Regions from separate parts of the Homo sapiens genome. Here region 2 is linked to region 1. A link is an interaction called in ENCODE POLR2A ChIA-PET data of the cell type or tissue named here. Cell type or tissue: Caco-2. All regions are shown on one strand. Links, peaks and the distances in the headings refer to the core of each region. The heading gives the core; the rest is flanking DNA. Region 1 overlaps ANO1 (anoctamin 1). Region 2 has its middle 86 kb from the start of FGF3.

What was found. ChIA-PET counts read pairs that join two places held together with the same protein. Peaks named below come from ENCODE experiments on the same cell type or tissue, not always from the same donor. Only the 100,000 strongest peaks of a DNase experiment are listed, where the experiment ranks them.
Region 2: POLR2A ChIA-PET joins it to region 1 with 5 read pairs; 3 of 35 experiments call an interaction of 5 or more read pairs at or near these places.

The regions. Positions count from the first base shown.
Region 1 is chr11:70,167,923-70,173,289 of GRCh38, forward strand. It overlaps ANO1 (anoctamin 1), which reads left to right. Exons shown (of 26, transcript NM_018043.7): 22 at 2,965-3,117. LOC101928473 (a long non-coding RNA gene) reads right to left here. Exons shown (of 4, transcript XR_950276.3): 3 at 5,047-5,224; 4 at 4,229-4,422. Among named protein-coding and RNA genes, the nearest start is that of FADD, 33 kb to the right of the region's middle. RefSeq lists enhancers at 2,611-3,112, 3,113-3,612. In Caco-2, for the core only: no CTCF peak of the experiment used is centred there; no DNase peak of the experiment used is centred there.
Region 2 is chr11:69,902,508-69,907,874 of GRCh38, forward strand. No RefSeq gene overlaps it. Among named protein-coding and RNA genes, the nearest start is that of FGF3, 86 kb to the left of the region's middle. RefSeq lists an enhancer at 3,067-3,568. In Caco-2, for the core only: no CTCF peak of the experiment used is centred there; DNase peaks (open chromatin) are centred at 3,234, 3,614 and 3,962.

The DNA.
Region 1 (5,367 bases), core at 300-5,299:
TTCCTGGTGGTGAGCTCCTGAGTTGCAGGAGCCACGACTTGCTCACCTGTGGGCTGGCGACAGCTGCCCCCAGCACAGAGCAGGCGTCTCAAAGGAGACCCAGGGATCGAGCCTTACCCCCCTCAATCACGTGGCTGGCCAGGAGGATGCCGAGAGGTGGCACATACCTTTTGGGGGTGGCCAAAGAGAACTGGGAAGAGGCCAGGTGTGGTCCGCACAGCTCTGGACTCTCCCTGACCTGGTCACTTACCTCTCCCTCCTGCCTCCTGCACTCTGCACATGCTGGCCTCCTTGCTGCTCCCCAGCCCCGTGGAGCTCAGGCCGCCCCAGGGCCTTTGCACGAGATGTGCCCTGCTGGAATGCCCTCTCCCAAATACCTGCATGGCTCACTCTCTCCCTGCCTCCCAGGCTCTACTCAGAATGTCCCCCAACAGAGGGGTCTTCCCTGATCACTGTGTTTGAAAGGGGCAGCCCCTCCCCGACACGGCCACGACCCCCACCCCTCCTCTGCTTGGTGTTTCTGCTCCCCAGCAGACAGCCTCACCCCGTCATCCCTCTTCTGTCTCCCCCCGGTAGGACGGCAGCCTCACCCTCTCTTGTTCCTCATCCCATAGCCCTACCCCTAGAGCAGGTCCAGGTATACAGTGGGTGCTCAATGTGTGTTTGCTGACTGAATGGATGAACAAAGGCAGTCAGGAAGACTCCTGCAGAGGGGGGGTCCCAGCATGCAGTGCCCTGGCCACCAAGGTCAACTTCTCTAAAATGCCCGTTCCCAGGCTTGTTCCTGGTCTGCTGGAGGTGAGACCTGGCAGGCTGCATTTTTAAAAAGGGCCTGGGGGTAAGGGCACCTTAGAGGGTGGGGAGCGTTTCTGTTTAATTTCACCACAAGTGCTGCCGTCTGCCCCTCCTGTTAGCCGAATTGTCCACATATGTCGCTCCTGGCTCCCCAGACAATCGTGCAAGGAGCACCTTGCCATTGACTCAGGAGGAGAGGAATCTTCAGTGTGGCGTTCTGTGGCTCCTCTCTGTTTTCTCCTGGAATAAAGTCCAAGCTGAACCAGGGTCAGGCCGGTAGGCAGAAAATGGCTCCCAGCTGTTTAAACTCAGCATTGGCCATGTGGCCAGGAGGGACGGGGTCTGGGAGGTGGCTTCCCCTGCCTGCAGGGTCGCTCCTTCCACAGGAAACCCTAGGGAGAATAGAGCCCAAGACACGAGCACAGCCTGCAGTGGGCCGCGAGAGTGGCAGCCCCTTCCCTGGATTTATTTTCCTAGTGGCTGGACATCACGTCCCGAGTTCCTGACGGGTTTGGACAAAGGGGACTTCTGGAGCAGGCGCCTCCTGCCCACATACACGGGGAGTGGCTCACCCGTTCCCCACACTGCCCCCACTGACCAAGGCACATTTCCACACCCACTGACTTTCTCCCCACCCCATGGGCTGCCAGTCTGCTCCTCCCAGGAAGTCTCAAGCCACAGATGTGGATAGATGGGGAGAACAAGCTCATCTGGAAATGCCCCACCTCCCCGCCCCCCTGCACCCTCCCTCCCAGGCCCCAGCCCTGGCAGCGCCTCCAGCTCCCTGGTCATACCCTTAGTGCCAGAGTAGGCAGCGCCTCTCGGAAGTGAGGAAGCCCACCCTGCTGAGTGACCCACAGCCTCAGGCCTCAGCAGCCCCTGGCCCTCATGCACAGCACACACCGCCCCACATAAGCAATGCCTCATCCCCTCCAGGGGCCTCAGGCAGGACCAGAGGCCTCCCACTCAGCCCACCTTGCCAGGGCTAGCAAGACAGCCCAGGGAGAGAACTTGCAGGCCATTCCCCGCCATGGCCCATCCTACCTGCTAACAGTGCTCACACTCAGGGCACCCCGCACGGCCCACCCCACATGCTAACAATGCCCACACTCAGCCCGCCAGGCACACGGTGACATTCTGCTGGCTTCCTTGTTTACCGCCTGGCACCAAACGCCCTTGGACTGGGTCCTGCTGTGCAGTTCCCGAACCAGCTTTCCTGCTCAGTTCCACTCAGAAACCTTTTCCTGACCTTCTCCTAGAGCCTAGCCCCATGCTGGATGCAGCATCCAAAGCCAGAGAAGCCCCAGAGGCAGCTCCCGGGTGGGATGATCCCCAGGGGGAGGGCCGCAGGGGCAGAGGCGAGGGACTGTCCTGGGCAGTGGGTCCCCACCCGGATCCAGGAGTCCTGATGCAAGGGGAAGTTTGGGCTCTGGAAGATTCAGCCATGCAGGCAGGTCCCCCAGGTCCCAGGGAGCCCCCATGATGGAAGCAGCAGGGCCACTGCCACGTCCCTTCCCAGCATGGGCAGGGGGATGACCACAGGCTGGGCCTTTGAGCTCACGATGGTCCTTTTCCTTTTGGCGATGATTTTTTAAAATTTGACATGGGCTGGCGAGGTGGCTCATGCCTGGAATCCCAGCACTTTGGGTGGATGACTTGAGCTCAGGAGTTTGAGACCAGCCCAGGCAACATAGCAAAATCCCAGCTCTACAAAAAATACAAAAATTAAGCAGTCATAGTGGTGCATGCCTGTGGTCCCAGCTACCCGGGAGGCTGAAGTGGGAGGATTCATTGAGCCTGGGAGGTCAAGGCTGCAGTGAGCCATGGTTGTGCCACTGTACTCCAGCGTGGTGACAGATCGAGACTATCTCACAAAAGATTAGCCATAGATAAGGGAGCATTCCCGTTACTCAAGAGTCAAACACTGAGATTCAGAGCAAAATTTGGAATTCTGCCTTCAGCCCACTCCTGGCCTGGAGGTCACCCAGGGTCATGGAGGGTCCATCCCAAGAGCTCATCTAATGCATCTGCAGGTGGGGTCCATGCAGGTGGGCTCGTTGGAGGTGGGGCGGCAGCCAGACCTGTGCGGCTCGGCACACGGGGTGGTGGAGTCCCCCCTTATGGGCTGTGGCTCACGGGGTGCTGACTAGCACTGGGCTCTCTCTGCAGTCATCCAGTTTGGCTTCGTCACCCTGTTTGTCGCCTCCTTCCCCCTGGCCCCACTGTTTGCGCTGCTGAACAACATCATCGAGATCCGCCTGGACGCCAAAAAGTTTGTCACTGAGCTCCGAAGGCCGGTAGCTGTCAGAGCCAAAGACATCGGTGAGTGACCCCACGGGCCGGCAGAACCGGTTCCGAGTGCGTGCTGGGTTTGGGGAGGGGGTTGCTCCTCTCCAGAAGCTAGAGCCAGAGCTGGCCAGGTGTCCCTCCTGGGGCTCTTCACTCAGCCTTTGCCGGGTGGAGCCTGGGGGCAGGTGACACAAGATGTGGAGGCTCGCTTAGCCCTGTCCCCACCCTTCCCCTCCCAAGATGCCTTGGTCACAGAGGATGTTTGGAAAGAGTGGGTCCCAGACATCTGAATGTCTCAACAACCTGCTGCTTTAGGAGGTACAAGAGACTACATTTCCTCTCTGATGGCTGGCGACACCCACCTGTAGCAATTGTGTGACCCCCAGAGCCAGGGCAAGACCAACGGGAAAGGAGTGTTGGCTGTTCAGCAAGTGCCCTCCTACATGGCATGTCATGGCATCATTTAATGTTCACAAAAGAGAAAAGGAAGGAAGGAGCCCCCATCTGTAGACAGGGAAGAACAGTCCCAGTCATTGCATGGCTTGCCTGTAGGGATCAAAGCCAAGATGCAACTCAACTCCAGCTTTTTCACCCCGTCACTAAGACACCTTGACCATGTGGAGAAGGGGTGTGAGTTTGGGAGAATGTATATTTAAGGTCAGCGTAAAGAATAACTTGGGCTGAGCACCGTGGCTCACTCCTGTAATCCCAGTGCTTTGGGAGGCCCAGGAGGATACATAGCTTGAGCTCAGGAGTTCAAGACCAGCCTAGGCAACATGACGAAACCCTGTCTCTACAAAAAAACACAAAAATGAGCTGGGCGTGATGGTGCGTTCCTGTAGTCCCAGCTACTCAGGAGGCTGAGGTGGGAGGATGAGTGAGCCCACATAGGTTGTGGCTGCAGTGAGCCATGCCCATGCCTGGGCAACAGAGTGAGACCCTGTCTCAAAAAAACAAGTAAAATTTAGCTGGATGTGGTGGCACAGACCTGTGGTCCCAGCTACTTGGGAGGCTGAGGCAGGAGGATCATGTCAGCCCAGGAGGTCAAGGCTGCAGTGAGACGTGATCATGCCACTACACTCCAGCCTGGGCAACAGAGAGAGAACCTGTCTTAAAAAAAAAAAAAAAAAGAAAAGAAAAGAAAAGAAAAAGAGTAACTTTAATAGTCAGAGGTGTCAAAAACAGAGCAGACTTCCTTGTGGATTAGTGAGCTCCCTGTTACCAGAGGCATTTAAGCAGAGACAGGGTGACGATCTGTCCAGGAGGGTGAGGGGTATGGGAGCCCCACGCAGGCTTCCACCGGAGCCAGCCATCACAGGAAGGGTGATCCCATCTTGTCTTATAGTAGGACCAATTTTCAGGGTGAAAACAAAATTACAAAAATACATTGATTTTATCTCAAATTTAACACAATTTTAGTTAAAATAGCACCTGCGTACTAATTATTGGAATAAACAAAAGGTTGAATTACATATTGGGGATATCACCTTGCTGAAATAAAGATTCCATACCAGCTTGATAAGATAGCTTTGGGTTGAGCTTTTGTAGGCCAAACATAATCTTAAGAAAATGTGGGAAATTGACCAGGCGCAGTGGCTCATGCCTGTAATCCCAGCACTTTGGGAGGCGGAAGCAGGTGGATCACCTGAGGTCAGGAGTTCGAGACCAGCCTGACCAACATGGTGAAACCCTGTCTCTACTAAAAATACAAAATTAGCCAGGTGTGGTGGGAGCCTGTAATCCCAGCTACTCAGGAGGCTGAGGCAGGAGAATTCCTTGATTCCAGGAGGCAGAGGTTGCAGTGAGCCGAGATCATGCGATTGCACTTCAGCCTGGGTGACAGAGTGAGACTCCATCTCAAAAAAAAAAAAATGTGGGAAGCTTTATCAATTGTTCCAAGGGCTTCTCCAGTCCTTGGTATTTGTGTCATTCTCGTTGGAAACACCCTTCAGATCATCTCACCCCAGTACGTGTTTTCTCCTTAAGTTGTTAGCGGTTCTGGCTGGAAGCTCCTTGATCCACACCTTGGCCCCTAGTGGCAAGCCCAGCATCCACTGGTGACCAAATTCACCAATCCTCCACTGTCTGGTTCCAAGATAACTTCAACTCTGGCTTCTCTTACGCTTGGCTGTCTTGTAGACTAAAAGAGATGAAATCGTCATTTTCACAGGTCAAAGACCATCAGATAGCAGTGATTCACCCGGCAGCTTCACATTTGCACTGCGTAAGGCCCTGGCTTTGAAAGGGGCCTGGAAACATTGGTGCTTTGTAGGGAGGGACATC
Region 2 (5,367 bases), core at 111-5,110, 270 kb before region 1:
GGGCACAGCTGGGCGCGCCAGGCCTGGCTGTGTGCTCCCCGGGATGGCTGTGCCTGGAGCGTGTTTGAGGACCCGTGAGAGCGCTGAACATGGACCCTTGAGGAAGTGGTGTGAAGGGAAACTACTTCCCCATGGCTTGTGTCCCTATTTTGACAGTGGTCAATAGGTCACCGGTTGGTCACGTCCCCAGGAAACCCAGACTTGGAAGCTGTCACAGATGCCTGGATTACCTCCACTGCCAGAAAAGGGTGTGTGTTGGAGGGGGTGTCTTTCACAATATATTTTTAATTTTGACTACTTCAGAAAAGAACAAAGCAGGCCAGTTGTGGTGGCTCACGCCTGTAATCCCAACAGCTTGAGAGGCTGAGGCGGGCAGATCACTTGAGGCCAGGAGTTGAAGACCAGCCTGGCCAACATAGTGAAACTCCGTCTCTACTAAAAATACCAAAAATTACCTGTGTATGCTGGTGTGCACCTGTCGTCCCTGCTACTCGGGAGTCTGAGGCACGAGAATCACTTGAACCTGGGAGGCAGAGGTTGCAGTGAGCTGAGATCATGTCACTGCACTCCAGCCTGGGCAACAGAGCGAGTCTGTCAGAAAGAAGGAAGGAAAAAAGGAAGGGAGGGAGGACCTTGTCTCTGGAAATGTGGTCCGGGGGTTCAGGTGCAAGGAAGGGAGAATTTCACACTTCCCGAAGCATGTGATTTTCTTCCGTCTAACCACACAGGAATGGTTTGCTTTTACTTAAGGACAACTAAGCACATCTCTGAGGAATGCCGCCAGCCCCAGGGCTGGGCACGGGAGTCTGGATGGGGTGGCCTTCATGGTCTCTGGCTTCACCCTAGGAACAGAACTGGCAGCCCAGAGGCCCCTCGAGGCCCTGCTCACTGCCAGGGCGGTTGGCCATGACAATTTGAATGTGGACATGTGGAGGCCACATGCCAGCTCCAGGCTCAGTCCGGCTGCTCCAGAAAGCCCAGCCTCCAGACATGCTATATCCTCAGGCCTCCTCCAGGGAAGCCCAGGAGGTCAGGCCCAGGTGACCCGTGGGCAGCCCCCGGAAGGGGCTTCTTTTTCTCTTTTCCTCTGATGGACAAGGAAGTAGAATGTGCAAGAGTTAATGCTCGGCCAGGCGCAGAGGCTCACGCCTGTAATCCCAGCACTTTGGGAGGCTGAGGCGGGCGGATCAGGAGGCCAGGAGATCGAGACCATCCTGGCTAACACCGTGAAACCCCGTCTCTACTTAAAAAATACAAAAAAAATTAGCTGGGCATGGTGATGGGTGCCTGTAGTCCCAGTTACATGGGAGGCTGAGGCAGGAGAATGGCGTGAACCCAGGAGGCGGAGCTTGCAGTGAGTGGAGATGCACCACTGCACTCCAGCCTGGGAGACAGAGCGAGACACTGTCTCAGAAAACAACAACAACAACAAAACAACAACAACAACAACAACAACAAAATAACAAAGAGTTAATGCTGAAGCAGATCTCTGAATTCCGAGGAGCTTGGGGAGCAGCCCAGCTCCACCCTGTATTAATGAGGGGCCTGGGGCAAGTCTCTAGCCTCAATTTCCTCCTCTGCAAAATGGGGACAGTAACCACCTCACAGGACACAAAAAGGACCTAGGACTCGTCACTGGTGGTGATTGCCAGGCTTGTCCTTTGGGGGACTTCACGTCCCCAATCACCTCACTCCCTCTCGCCTTGTCCCCCTACCTTTGAAAAAAAAATATAAAGACAAGAGCCAGGCAAAGAGTCTCACAGGGGCTGTGAGCTCAGGACCGCACGTCATCCCACTCATCTGAATCTCTAGGGCTGGGAGCCGGCAATCTTCCTAGGCATATTGATTTGAGAAGCTTCCTCCCAGGATGTATGGTCAAACCACAAAGCGCACACGGGACATGGTGGGTGATAACCCACACCAGGCAGAGCCACGACCCTTGCCCCATGCTGCCTGGCAAGAACTGACCCAGCACCCTCTAGAACCCTCTAGAACCCAGGGCTTGGGGTCCCAGTGGAGCAGCAACATCAGCCCCGCTCCCCACACCAAGCTGCTCCCACAGCCTCTGGCTTCCATGGGGATCTCTCACCTTTGTAGCTTTGGCTGGAGTCTGCTCTCAGCATCCAAGGGTGCTGCCCACAACCTCGTCCCAATTTTTCATGGAGACCACTGTCCCTCCCCAGGTGCTGGTGGGCAGTATGGGCCCCCCCATCCACACAGTGTCCCCAGGTTCCAGTGGACGGTGTGATCTCCCCAATTCCCACAGTGTCCCCAGGTCCCAGTGGACAGTGTGGCCTCCCCCATCCCCACAGTGTCCCCACTTCCTGCTGGATGGTGTGGCCTCCCCATTTCCAGTGTCCCCAAGTCCCAGTGGATAGTGTGGCCTCCCCATTTCCACAGTGTCCCCAGGTCCCGGTGGACGGTGTGGCCTCCCCATTTCCACAGTGTCCCCAGGTCCCGGTGGATGGTGTGGCCTCCCCATTTCCACAGTGTCCCCAGGTCCCAGTGGACAGCGTGGCCTCCCCCATCCCCACAGTGTCCCCAGTTCCTGGTGGATGATGTGGCCTCCCCATTTCCACAGTGTCCCCAGATCCCGGTGGACGGTGTGGCCTCCCCATTTCCACAGTGTCCCCAGGTCCCAGTGGATGGTGTGGCCTCCCCCATCCCCACAGTGTCCTCTGGGCAGGCCTGGGTCAGGCTGCATTCCTGACCCTGAGGTGTGGAACTCTCTCTCCCTGAGCTTTTGCAGAAACGTGGGGGCAACTTGCTCTCCTTCTGCAGGACTCAAAGGTGGGAGATGCTGGCCTAGAGCAGCCAGAGGCTTCCTACCGGGTGACGGGGAGAGGGTGCCTGCCCCAGAGTGAGGCCAGCAGAGACCAGACTCACAGAACAACAGAGACCAGCCACTCACTCAGCTGTGAGCCAGATGCACATAGTCTGTTTGAGGTGATTTCTTCACTGGCTACCAAGAAAAAACAAATAAAAATACATACAAAGCCCACTGGGCTGAGTCCTCCACCTGGAGAAAGCACTGCAAATGTCACCAGTGTTCAAGGGTCCTCCTCCCCCATCCAGCCCCCATCCCACCACCTTCTGCTGTGCGTCCCACAACCCTGTTCCCTAGGGGAGTGGTGGGCACAGAAAGCCCTCGGGTCTGTCCTCTTATCTTTTGCAAGCCTAGCTGGCCTCTGCTCCACCCCAGGCCTGGTTCTGGAGCACGCGTGTAGAAATGGGGCTGGCTGCTACGGCGGGCTTATCTGGGCCTGCAGGGCCGCCTTATCTCCCACAGCTTCTCATTGCCAGTCACTGGTTTATGCTTTTATGAGTGCAGTTTGCTCCTTCTAGGGAAGCACTGAGCGATCTCTGAAGGTGCCTGGCCATGGGGGCACAGGGTTCCTTCCTCCTAAAGCGCTGGTCCCATGCCAGCCCTGGCTCTGCAGCTGCTGTGGGTATCTTGCATGGGTGGGTGCCTGAGTGGAGGCTGTGGTGGTCTCAAGGGGCTTTTGCCAGAAGTGATCAGAAGAGGAGCCTTCAGGAGGGAAACCCCAGGTGGCCCCCACACCTTCTTTTGTTTGCCCATTTGATCTGCCCCACACCGGACACACTTTGATCTCACCAGCCCAGTCTCTAAGGTCCTGCCTGAGAGGGTGGGCCAAGTCCTGCACTGGAAGCTGGGAGGCTGGAATCAGATCTTCACACTGTGCCTCCACTGTCCTCTGAGCCTCAGTTTCCTCACCTGTAACATGAGCAGAAAGTTTGCAGCCACCTCGCCTGGCAGGATGGCCATGGGGAACCACAGGAGGGGAGGGGGCAGCGTCGAGGGTCCCATGGCCAGCCAGCATGGGCCAACCCATGTGTCACAGTTCATAGAAGGTCTTAGGAGCCTGGTCCCTCCCCCTCCCCCTCCCCCCAGGATGTTTGTAGGGTGAGGCAACCGGCAGGTGCCTGGTTAAGCCCTGGGGTCTGGAGAGCGGTTTCTAACTCCAGGCCCCTGTGAGCTGCCAAGACCTCCACCTCCTCCCTAGGGCCCCCGGGGGTCTGTTTGCTCTGTCTGCTTTTGAGAATCAGATTATAATGGGAGCCTGGGTCAGTTTCTGGATTTGTGGCCTCAGGACCTCCCAGAAGGAGCAGAGCTGAAGGCCAAGAGCCTGGCTCCTGTCCTGTCCTGTCACTTACTGCCCTGTGACCACAGGCAGGTCACTGCACCTCTCTGAGTCACAGCTTTCTCATCTTCCAAGCGGGGAGAGTCCTTGAAACAGGCTGCAACCATTAGATTCATTCATTCAACAAATATTTGCTGAGCATCTACTATGTGCCAGGCATGTGTGCTGGGGACACAATAGAGATCTAAACAGACAACAAACAAGATATTACTTTTAATGACAAAACTGTTTTGCCATTCATTTTAATGGCAAAAACTTTTAACAGCCATTACTTTTAATGGCAGAAACTGCAATTATTTTCGCACCAACCTAACACATAAGTAAAATGTATGGTGATGACACAAAGCAGGAAGGTTCAGTAGGGAATGGAGACAGGCACGTCTGGGGTGGAGGTGGAAACTCAATTTTCAATCGTGTGGCTAGGAAAGGCCTCTCCAAGGCAGGCGACAACTGAGTCAAGACCCAAAAGAGATGGGAGAGTGAGATGTGGAGATTCTGGGGTCCAGACACAATCACGGCATGAGCTAAGGCCCTGGGACAGGAGCTGGTGTGTGCAGAGAATGGCAAGGAGGCCAGAGGGACAGAAGGTGAGGGATCAGTACCAGGTCCAGAGAGGAGGTGGAAGGGGCAGGTAACTGGTCATGGTATGTCTTTGGCTGTGAAGCCAGTGGGATGGAGCCTGGGGGATTCTGAGCCCAAGAAAAACAGGATGGGTTTATGGGCTAGGCATCTTGCTTTTTTTTTTTTTCACACAGGTGACAACATTCTGTCACCCAAGTTGGAGTGCAGTGGAGGAATCCCAGCTCACTGCAACCTCCACCTCCCAGGCTAAGCCTTCCTCCCACCTCAGCCTCCTGAGTGGCTGAGACCACAGGTGCACACCACCATGCCCAGCTAATTTTTTTGCACTTTTTGTAAAGACGGGTTTTTGCCATGTTGCCCAGGTTGGTTTCAAACTCCTGAGCTCAGATGATTCACCCACCTCGGCCTCCCAAACTGCTGGGATTACAGGTGTGAGCCACCACGCCGTGCCTAGCATCTTGCTTGAGAGATGAATTCACCGCTGGGTAGAGTAGACTGAAGGGGCGGGCCAGAAGCAGAGGAAGCAGGCAGGAGGCCCCTGCAGCCACTCGGGCCACAGTTGGAGCTCAGAGACTAGAGGCAGCAAAGAAGGAGGTGGGGCCCAGCGGCTGCACACTGGGCC